3 separate regions of the Homo sapiens genome follow, and regions 1 and 3 are each linked to region 2. The links are chromatin contacts, found by Hi-C or POLR2A ChIA-PET in ENCODE. All regions are on one chromosome and are shown on one strand. Each heading gives the region's core, a stretch centred on a gene start or an enhancer-like site at or near the end of the contact. The rest is flanking DNA. Distances are from core to core; before and after follow the strand shown.

The links. Hi-C counts contacts between places; a loop is a spot of excess contacts on that map. ChIA-PET counts read pairs that join two places held with the same protein, here RNA polymerase II (POLR2A). Pooled maps may share reads with other maps.
Region 1: a loop to region 2 is called in a map with no recorded cell type, with 6 times the contacts of the local background. The contact joins the promoter of TNFSF9 here to the promoter of DUS3L in region 2. A Hi-C loop is called at or near these places in 1 of 37 single-sample maps with no recorded cell type and 1 of 50 pooled maps. POLR2A ChIA-PET finds 5 or more read pairs at or near these places in 1 of 52 experiments (K562).
Region 3: a map with no recorded cell type shows a loop between it and region 2 (31-fold over the local background). The contact joins the promoter of KDM4B here to the promoter of DUS3L in region 2. A Hi-C loop is called at or near these places in 5 of 37 single-sample maps with no recorded cell type and 5 of 50 pooled maps.

Annotation. Positions count from the first base shown.
Region 1 is chr19:6,529,204-6,532,336 of GRCh38, forward strand. It overlaps TNFSF9 (TNF superfamily member 9), which reads left to right and starts at 1,823. Exons shown (of 3, transcript NM_003811.4): 1 at 1,823-2,100. The coding sequence starts at 1,834. RefSeq lists silencers at 1,651-1,880, 2,021-2,090 and an enhancer at 2,501-2,600.
Region 2 is chr19:5,789,651-5,792,733 of GRCh38, forward strand. It overlaps DUS3L (dihydrouridine synthase 3 like), which reads right to left and starts at 1,513. Exons shown (of 13, transcript NM_020175.3): 1 at 1,394-1,513; 2 at 397-685; 3 at 1-69. The coding sequence starts at 1,491. RefSeq lists an enhancer at 1,236-1,695.
Region 3 is chr19:4,967,657-4,970,518 of GRCh38, forward strand. KDM4B (lysine demethylase 4B) reads left to right here and starts at 1,457. Exons shown (of 23, transcript NM_015015.3): 1 at 1,457-1,574. RefSeq lists silencers at 921-1,020, 1,331-1,630.

The DNA of each region.
Region 1 (3,133 bases), core at 573-3,072, 740 kb after region 2:
GGGTCCCGGGGAAGGTGGCCAGGAGGGCTGAGCATGACACTCAGGGTTCCACTGGGGGGTTGGGGATCAGGGGGCAGATGCTCCAGGAGTGAGGGTGGTTGAGGCTTGGCTGAAGCCTGACCCTTCTTAGGAAGTGCTGGATGTGGGGGAACCCGGGGGAGTCCTAGTGATGGGGGGCTAGGGGGTGCTGAGAGGAGGGGAAGGAGACAAAGAGAGACTAAAGAAGGAAAAGGAGAGAGACAGGGAGAGACAGAGAGTCAGAGAGAGACAGAGGGAATCAGAGACAGAGAGAAACAGGGAGAGAGACAGAAAGAGTGAGAGCCAGAGACATACAGAGACAGGGAGAGACACAGAGATGCATAAAGAGAGGGAGTCAGAGATGGAGAGAGACAGAGATAACGGAGCCAGAGATAGGGAGAGTCAGAGACAGAGAGAAAGAAACACACAGACTGACACAGATAAAAGAGCCAGAGACAGGGAGAGGCAGAGACAAAGAGAGATACAGAGACAGAGATAACAGAGCCAGAGACAGAGAGACAGAGACAGAGATAACAGAGCCAGAGACAGGGAGAGAGTGTCAGAGACAGAGACAGACACAGAGATAACAGAGCCAGAGATAGGGAGAGTCAGAGACAGAGAGAAAGAGACACAAGACAGACATAGATAAAAGAGCCAGAGACAGGGAGAGGCAGAGACAAAGAGAGATACAGAGACAGAGATAGCAGAGCCAGAGACAGGGAGAGAGTGTCAGAGACAGAGAGACAGACACAGAGATAACAGAGCCAGAGATAGGGAGAGTCAGAGACAGAGAGAAAGAGACAGACAGACATAGATAAAAGAGCCAGAGACAGGGAGAGAGACACAGAGACAGAGACATAGAGACAGAGATAACAGAGCCAGAGACAGAGTCAGAGACAGAGACAGAGAGAGCCAGACACAGAGACAGAGAGAGAGAGTCACAGCCAGAGACAGCGACAGAGATAACAGAAGCAGAGAGAGGGAGAAAGATAACAGAGCCAGAGACAGTCAGAGACAGAGATAGAGAGACAGAGATAACAGAGCCAGAGACAGATACAGAGACAGAGATAACGGAGCCAGAGATAGGGAGAGAGAGTCAGAGACAGAGAGAGATATATAGACAGAGATAACAGAGCCAGACATGGGGAGAGAGAGTCAGAGGCAGAGAGAGAGAAGACAGATAGAGAGACAGAGCCAGTGATAACAGAGCCAGAGACAGGGAGAGAGAGTCAGAGAGAGATACAATGAGAGACAGAGATAACAGCCAGAGACAGAGTTAGACAGAGAGATACAGAGACAGAGATAACAGAGCCAGAGACAGGGAGAGAGAATTAGAGACAGAGATAGAGAGAGACAGAGACAGAGATAATACAGGCACAGAGGCACGCATAGACATAAATTGGCAGAGAGAGAGAAAGATCTCTTTCCACCCACTGCAGAGGCAATCAACAGAGACAGAGAAAGACGTTAACGGGGAGACACAGAGAGCAAAGGAGACTGAGTCAGCAAGAGACCCACAGAGATACCGGGAAAGAGCGGCAGAGAGGGAGAACCAGGGCGATGGAGAGACAGCAGGGAGAAAGGAACCTGGAGCCGAGCTTGGAAGGCCGGAAACGGAAAGGAGAGCGAAAAGCGGAGAGAGATCCGAGTGGAGAAAATTCCGCAGAGTCACGGGGACGAGGGGAAAGGCTCTGGGCTGGGAAGGGGCGTGGCCGCGGGCGGAGGGGCGTGGCCGCGGGCGGAGGGGCGTGGCCTCCTTTTGTAGCCAAGCAGCTATAAAAAGCGGCGCGCTGTGTCTTCCCGCAGTCTCTCGTCATGGAATACGCCTCTGACGCTTCACTGGACCCCGAAGCCCCGTGGCCTCCCGCGCCCCGCGCTCGCGCCTGCCGCGTACTGCCTTGGGCCCTGGTCGCGGGGCTGCTGCTGCTGCTGCTGCTCGCTGCCGCCTGCGCCGTCTTCCTCGCCTGCCCCTGGGCCGTGTCCGGGGCTCGCGCCTCGCCCGGCTCCGCGGCCAGCCCGAGACTCCGCGAGGGTCCCGAGCTTTCGCCCGACGATCCCGCCGGCCTCTTGGACCTGCGGCAGGTGAGACGTGCCCCGACCCTCGGTAGCTGGTCTCGCGGGAGACCCCTACCGCCCCTCTGGGACTCCCTTCTCCCTCCCGCACCCCCAGGGACACCTGTTCTACACTCCCGGCCGGGGAGAGGAGACCCACCGGGGCTCCCATTCTCCATCTAGCACCGAGGCCGGGGGGGCACACCTTTCATCCCGCACCCCTACGACACCTCATCTGTACCCCAGGCCGGGGGCGGGGAGGAGACCGCCCAACAGTTCTTTTTGGACCCCCCAAGGGTCTCCTTCTTCTAGTCCGGGGGGCACCCCTTTCATCCTGCGCCCGCTACGAGACCCTATCTGTATCCCGGGAGGGGGAGAGGAGACCCCCACAAGTTCTTTTTGGACCTCCAAGGGCTCTCCTTCTCCGTCTTGCACGGGAGGGCACCCCTTTCATTCCGCATCCCGAGACCCCATCAGCACCCCAGGCCAGGAGGAGGAGACCCCCACAGTCCTCAACCCCTCAGGGATACGTCTTCTGCACCCCGGGTCGGAGAAAGGCTGGCTTCCCTCCATGTGGCAGTGGGTGGGGGCACCCCTCTTCATTCCGCATTCCCAAGGCACCCCATCTGCACCCTGGACGGGGGACCCTCCGCGGTTCTCCAACCCTCGACGGCTTCCTTTCTCTATGTAGGACTTAGGACATTGAGGGCACCTCTTTTTACCCCGCACCCCCACAAGCTCTGCATCTCTGGGGGGAACCTTTTTTCCATCCCCGATCCGAGGGGGGCACTTCCTCTTTATCTGGGACCGCCAAGGAGACCCCCAGTTCCTTTGCTAACTCCCAAAGAGCCTTATCCCCAACATCTGAGGTACCCCTCTCCCTTTCAAGACCCCCAGGGGAATACCCCCAAGGGGGCTGGAAAGAAGAGGGATCGCTTTTCCCTCCTGAATTCTTGGAGATCTGTCCTTGGGGCAGGTTGAGCCACCAGCTTCGTGTGTGTGTGTGTGTGTGTGTGTGTGTGTGTTCGTGTTTGTGTGGGTGTTTGTGTTCGTGTGTGTGTGT
Region 2 (3,083 bases), core at 263-2,762:
CTCCAGGTAGCGCCCCACGTCGTGCAGAAAGCGGCAGCGATCACCGAAGAAACACTTAGCAGCCGACTCCTGCGAGGAAACAGGGAAGCAGTGAGGGAGGACAGGGAGACCCCGGGGCAGCCCAGCAGCCAGGGTTCAAACTCTAGATCACCCCTCCTGGCTCTTGTGTCCCTGAGCAAGTCAGGCACCTCACCGTGCCTCTGCATCTCCATTTATACAATGAGAACAATGACAAGCCCTACAATGTATCCCGAGGAGAATGAAGACGGAATGGCATCAGAGCAAGCTCACTGCTCGTTGCTGAAGGCCCAGGAGCTTTCTAACAATTACCCGCTGCCAGGAAACACACCCTGCTCCTGCCTGCCCCGGCAGGAATGCTCACGTGGCCGCACTTGCCTGGATTAGGGAGGGACACAGCCTGTTCTTGTCGTAGTTCGTGGGCTTCACATGGGGCCGGCCCTTGTTTTGTCCCCGGGCCCTCTTCTGAGTCTGTAGCTGCTCCCCGGGCTCTGCTGCCTCCTCCGTCTGCCCGTCCGCCGTCTGTCCATCCTCCAGTCGGATCCGCTTAGCCTCAGGCTCAGCCAGCTCATTGCCAGCAGGGTCTCCTACCTCGGTTTCCCGGCAAGTCTTCTCCTGCCCTTTGGCTTCCAGGAATTGGTGAAACTGCTCCTTGGTGGTGAGGTATCTGCCGACAGAAAGGGAAAGGAAAACCCTCCGAACATAGTCAATAAACACTGGGGAAAGGAGGCTAGAAACACTTGCACGTCCTTAAATCCTTCTGCTGATGGGGAGCTCACTACTTAAGAACCAGCCAGCTCCCAGCCTGGGAGCCCCTCACGGCCTCAAAAAAGACCTATTTTGTCCCTGGGTCCTCACTGTCCAAAGTGTTGCGCGAAACTATTATCAGGTTCAGTCAAGAACGTCCCTGCGCACGTTAGGCTGCGAAAAACTACAATTCCCAGCATGCCTTGAAGCGGAGTCTAAGCCACCACATTTCCCAGCACGCCTTTCGGCCCTTCAAACACCGCAGGCCCCAGCACGCCCCGCGGCACTCGCTTCAACCCCAAGACCCGCCAGTAACGGCCGCTGGCAGAGCACATGCGCCGTACGTCCATATGCAGGGACTACAATCCCCAGTATGCAGCGCGGGCCTGGCCTCAAATCCCACCTGCCCTAGCATGCACGTGGTGTCCTTCGCGCATGTGACAGGCCCCAACGTGCACGATCTCAGGTACCTCCGCTGACCACCCTGCAGGCGGAAGAACGGCCCGGAATGAAGAGCCGGTGGCTTCTCGCCCTCAGCCGCTGCCTAATCTCCCGGCATGCACAGCTCGGACCGCGCTATGGGTGCCGGAAAAGGCCCTTCAGCTTCCCTCCTGCCCCGGCGACTCACTGACGCTTAATGGGCGCCACTCCTCGTTCCAAAGCTCCGGCTCCCGAGTCGCCACCACCACCATTCTCTAGAGGAGCCTCCGCCGTTCCCTCCGCCATCGGCGCCCCTCACATCCGCTCTGGAGTGTGGCGGGAAGACCTTCCGGGTCACGCGTGTCTTCCCTGATTGTGCTGGGGAAGTGCGCATGCTCATGTCGTTCCAATGACGCCATTGCTCGCTCGTGACGCCACGGGGGCGGTGCCTGCACATGGGTGGAGCCTCAGGTCCTATATAAACTAGAGCCTGGCCAATTGCGAACTGGACTGCAATCAGCTTCTGGACTGAGGAAATTTAACTGTTAGGGTGTTTTGGAGGTTTTTGTCTTTGTTGTTCTGTTGAAACGGTTTCGTTCTGTCGCCCAGGCTGGAGTGCAGCGGTACGATCACGACTCACCGCAGCCTCGTCCTGGGCTCAAGCTATCCTCCCACCTCAGCCTCCCAAGTAGCTGCGTCTACAGACATGCACCAATAGGCCTGGATAATTTTTAAATTTTTTGTAGAGACGAGGTCTTGCCAGGTTGCCCAGGCTGATCTTGAACTCTTGGGCTCAAGCGATTCTCCCACTTTGGCCTCCCAAGCATTGGGATTACAGGCGTGAGCCATGGTTCCCGGCCCCTGCTAGGGTTTTTAAAAATGTAAATTAGGGGTCGGGAGCGGTGGCTCACGCCTGTAATCCCAGCACTTTGGGAAGCCGAAGCGGGCGGATCACTTGAGGTCAGCAGTTTGAGACCAGCCTGGCCAACATGGTGAAACCCCGTCTCCACTAAAAATATAAAAAATTAGCTGGGCGTTGTGGCACATACCTGTAATCCCAGCTACTTGGGAGGCTGAGGCAGGAGAATCGCTTGAACCCGGGAGGTGGAGGTTGCAGTGAGCTGAGATCACGCCATTGCACTCCAGCCTGAGGGACAGAGCGAGACTGTCTCTAAATAAATAAATAAATAAGGCCGGGTGTGGTGGCTCACGCCTGTAATCCCAGCACTTTGGGAGGCCGAGGTGGGCACGTCAGGAGTTCGAGACCAGCCTGGCCAACATGGCGAAACCCCGTCTCTACTAAAAATACAAAAATTAGCCAGGCATGGTGATGGGCGCCTGTAATCCCAGCTACTCAGGAGGCTGACGCAGGAGAATCGCTTGAACCTGGGAGGCGGAGGTTACGGTGAGCCGAGATCGGCCGTTTCACTCCAGCCTGGGCGACAGAGCAAGACTCCATCTCAAAAAAAAAAAAAAAAAGTAAATTACACTACTTTTATGCAGGACATTAGTTTCAACAAATAATTAGTTGAGCATCTGTATGCCAGATGCTGTGCTAGATGCTGGGGGCGTGGTAGTAAACAAAACGGAGAAATCATTACCTTTAAGAGCTAACTTGGGAGTCGGAAACACAGACGAAAAACATAATACTCCTCGGAATTTTGGAGATTGGTTCCAAGACCGCATATACCAAAATCCGCGTATACTCGTCCCCCAGTTGCCCAACAGAATCCCTGTATAGGAAAAATCCGCCCTTTGTATCCGCAGGTTTCCCATCCTGCCTCCGCATTTGGTAGGGGTTAAAGAACCCGCGGATACGGATGGCCAACTGTATTTTATTTTTCGAAGGCCACTTATAAGTGGATGGATGCAATTCAAACCCGCGTTGTTCGCGGGTC
Region 3 (2,862 bases), core at 207-2,706, 820 kb before region 2:
TTGTTAATAGAGACAGGTTTTTGCCATGTTGGCCAGGCTGGTCTCGAACTCTGGACCTCAGGTGTTCCACCCGACTCGACCTCCCAAAGTGCTGGGATTACAGGTGTGAGTCGCCCGAGCCACAGCACCGGGCCTGGCCTCCTTTTCAATTGCTACATAGTAAGTATTCCAGAGTACTGATTGCTATTAAGTTACTTCTCTAATCCCCCACTGATGGATAGTTAGTGCAAAACATTGGAAACAGTTGCAGACAGCCCTGCCGCCGGCATTCTTGAATTGTGTAAGCTCCAGACCTTTTTTCTGGGTACATCACCTCCAGGAAGAACTGCTGGCTGGGTTATCGGGTGGTGGATGCACTTAGAATGTTATTAGAAAATGTCAAATTGCCCAATTTACACTCCTGCCACTCCAAATGGGGGCATGCCTCACACCCCTGCGTGGTCCAGTACACAATGAATGCTCATTTTGTGAAGTCACAGGGTCAAATCTTTCTCCGTGCCTCATCCCACTTAATCCTTGCAACATTCTCAAGAGGCGGGTAGACGGGGTGTGGCCACTACCATCATATCCATTGCACAGTTGGAAACAGACTCAGCGAGGTTACTTTGCTGGAGGTCAACCACAGTGAGGCATGGGGCCCGGCTTAGCTTTGAATCCAGGTCAGAAAGCACCAAAGCTCATTCTCTCCCATACATTTTAGGGAACTCGGGGAGAGGGACCCTAACTATTCCGAAGGCCTTGCCCCTTGGCAAAGGTTTGTTGATTGTGATGGGAATAGACCTACGGTGGCGGGGTGGAGGCTCTTGCTGCTTTACCCTATGTTCTCGGTTCTCCTCCTTTGCAAAACGGATCGCTATGTCTCCTTGCTTGGCACTTTGCAAATTGGGGAACGCTAAGCCCACATTCCGGCCACGGGTTTCGAACCTCCAGCCTGCACGTTCCCGGCCGGTGCTGATGCTGTGCTGGGTCTCACGTACTCAGCCGCCGCCTGATAACCAGGGCGGGGCCCGGAGCTTGCGGGCAGTGATTGGCACCTGCCCCAGCCTGTCCGCGCCTCGGGCTGGCCCCTCAAGCCAATACTGGCTCCTCTCTGTGCGGTCGTCGGGCGGGCCCTGAGGCTCCCTTGTCAATCCAAGGCCCAGCTGCCGTCGGGTTGGTCGCGGCAGCCTTGGCTGGCGTGCGCCCCCTCCAATGAGAACAGAGCCGGTCAGCGGGCACGTGGGTGGGCGCCGGCGTGTCCCCGCCGGTCTGCCAATGAAGAGGCGAGGCCGGCGTTTGTCCCCGCCCAATCGCGGCGCGCGGTGGGCGGGCCGTGCGGTGTTGATGGGCCCGGCGGAGGGGAGGGGCGGAGCTGTCAGCTCCGGCCAATGGGCGCTCGGGCGTGGATCCGGCAGCCAATGGCAGTCGGGGCGGAGCTGGCGCGCGGCCTTATAAGCCCCCCCGCGAGCGCTTGCGGAGGGCTCGGTCGCCAGCAACCGAGCGGGGCCCGGCCCGAGCGGGGCCTGGGGGTGCGACGCCGAGGGCGGGGGAGAGCGCGCCGCTGCTCCCGGACCGGGCCGCGCACGCCGCCTCAGGTGAGCCCACGGGGAGGCCGCCCGGCCGTGTCCGAGCGCGGACCCCGCCGCCATGGCCGCCCCCGCGTCGCGGCTCGGGGCTGCGGGCGCGCCCGGGACTCGAGGCCCAGGCCTCGGGCGCGGCCTGCTCGGGCCGGGCCTCGCGCTTTGTCCGGGCCGGCGGGGCGGTTGGGGCGTTAACCGCCCGGCCCGGGGGCGCCCGCTGGTTTTCGGGCGGGGGCGGCGGGGCCGGACAATGGCGGGGCGCGCCCAGGGGCGGGAGCGGGGGCCCCTTCCCGGGCCGGGGGCGCGCGGGGGCTGGGCACAGACGGCCCCGGCGCCCCGCACAAAAGATGACAGCGTGGGTGGCCCCGGCCGGGCCCTTTTATCACCCGGGACAAGCCTCGGCCTATTATTATTATTATTTTTGAAAGAAAGCAAGAAAAAGGAAAAAGACCCCAGCCCCTGGGTAACCCCCGCCTGCGTTTCTGGCCCTTTGGGCGCCAGGGGGGCTAAGGGGAAGCCCCCCAGCTGGACACCCAGGGATGCCCCCTAAATGCCTATCATTGCTCCTGCACTGCCCCCACCTCCGGTCAACCTGCTATGCCTTGGTAGCTTCCAAACTTGCCCCCCTGTACGTACCCGAAACCCCCACCCCGCCATAAGCATATGCAATCTGGATTTTAGAAAAAAATCATCTTGCTATGCAACGGCAGCCTCCACGAGTCTCTCCGTCCCTCCCCCTTCCAGCCTGATCGCCATCTCGAACGAAGCCCCTGCTCTAGAGAAATGAATTGAGGAGTTGCTTCCGCCGAGACCCCTTTTCTGTGTCCCCCGTGGACATCCCCCTGGGAGCTGGGGACGGACTCGCTCTGAAATCTGCTTGACCTGGGGTCTGCCAGGGCCCAGGTCTGCGCTCAGTGGTGGCCATGACAATCAGGCAGGACGGGGGACTCTGTCCACCTGGGCACGGTGGAAGGTTTTAAGGGGCATGTTTTCCGCCCCTGGGGGCAGTGGAGGCATGGACTGCTTTTGGGTGCATCCCATCTGTTTGCTTGGGGGAGGATGCTTCTGTTTTAATAATTTACCAGCACCCTGTGAGGAAGTGTTCCCCGAGTTGTGAAACTAGTGAGAAGGTGGTTCAGCTCCGTGGAGCCTAGTGATCCTGTCATATGTGAAGAGCGTCTTTTTCCATGTGTTTCTGGCTGGGGCGTGTATTCAGCAAGTTCCTTTGGGTCCCACCGGGTGCCTGCACTGTCTTGGGATCTCTGGATACTGGACTGAATTCAAGGGATCGGTGCCCTGCCCC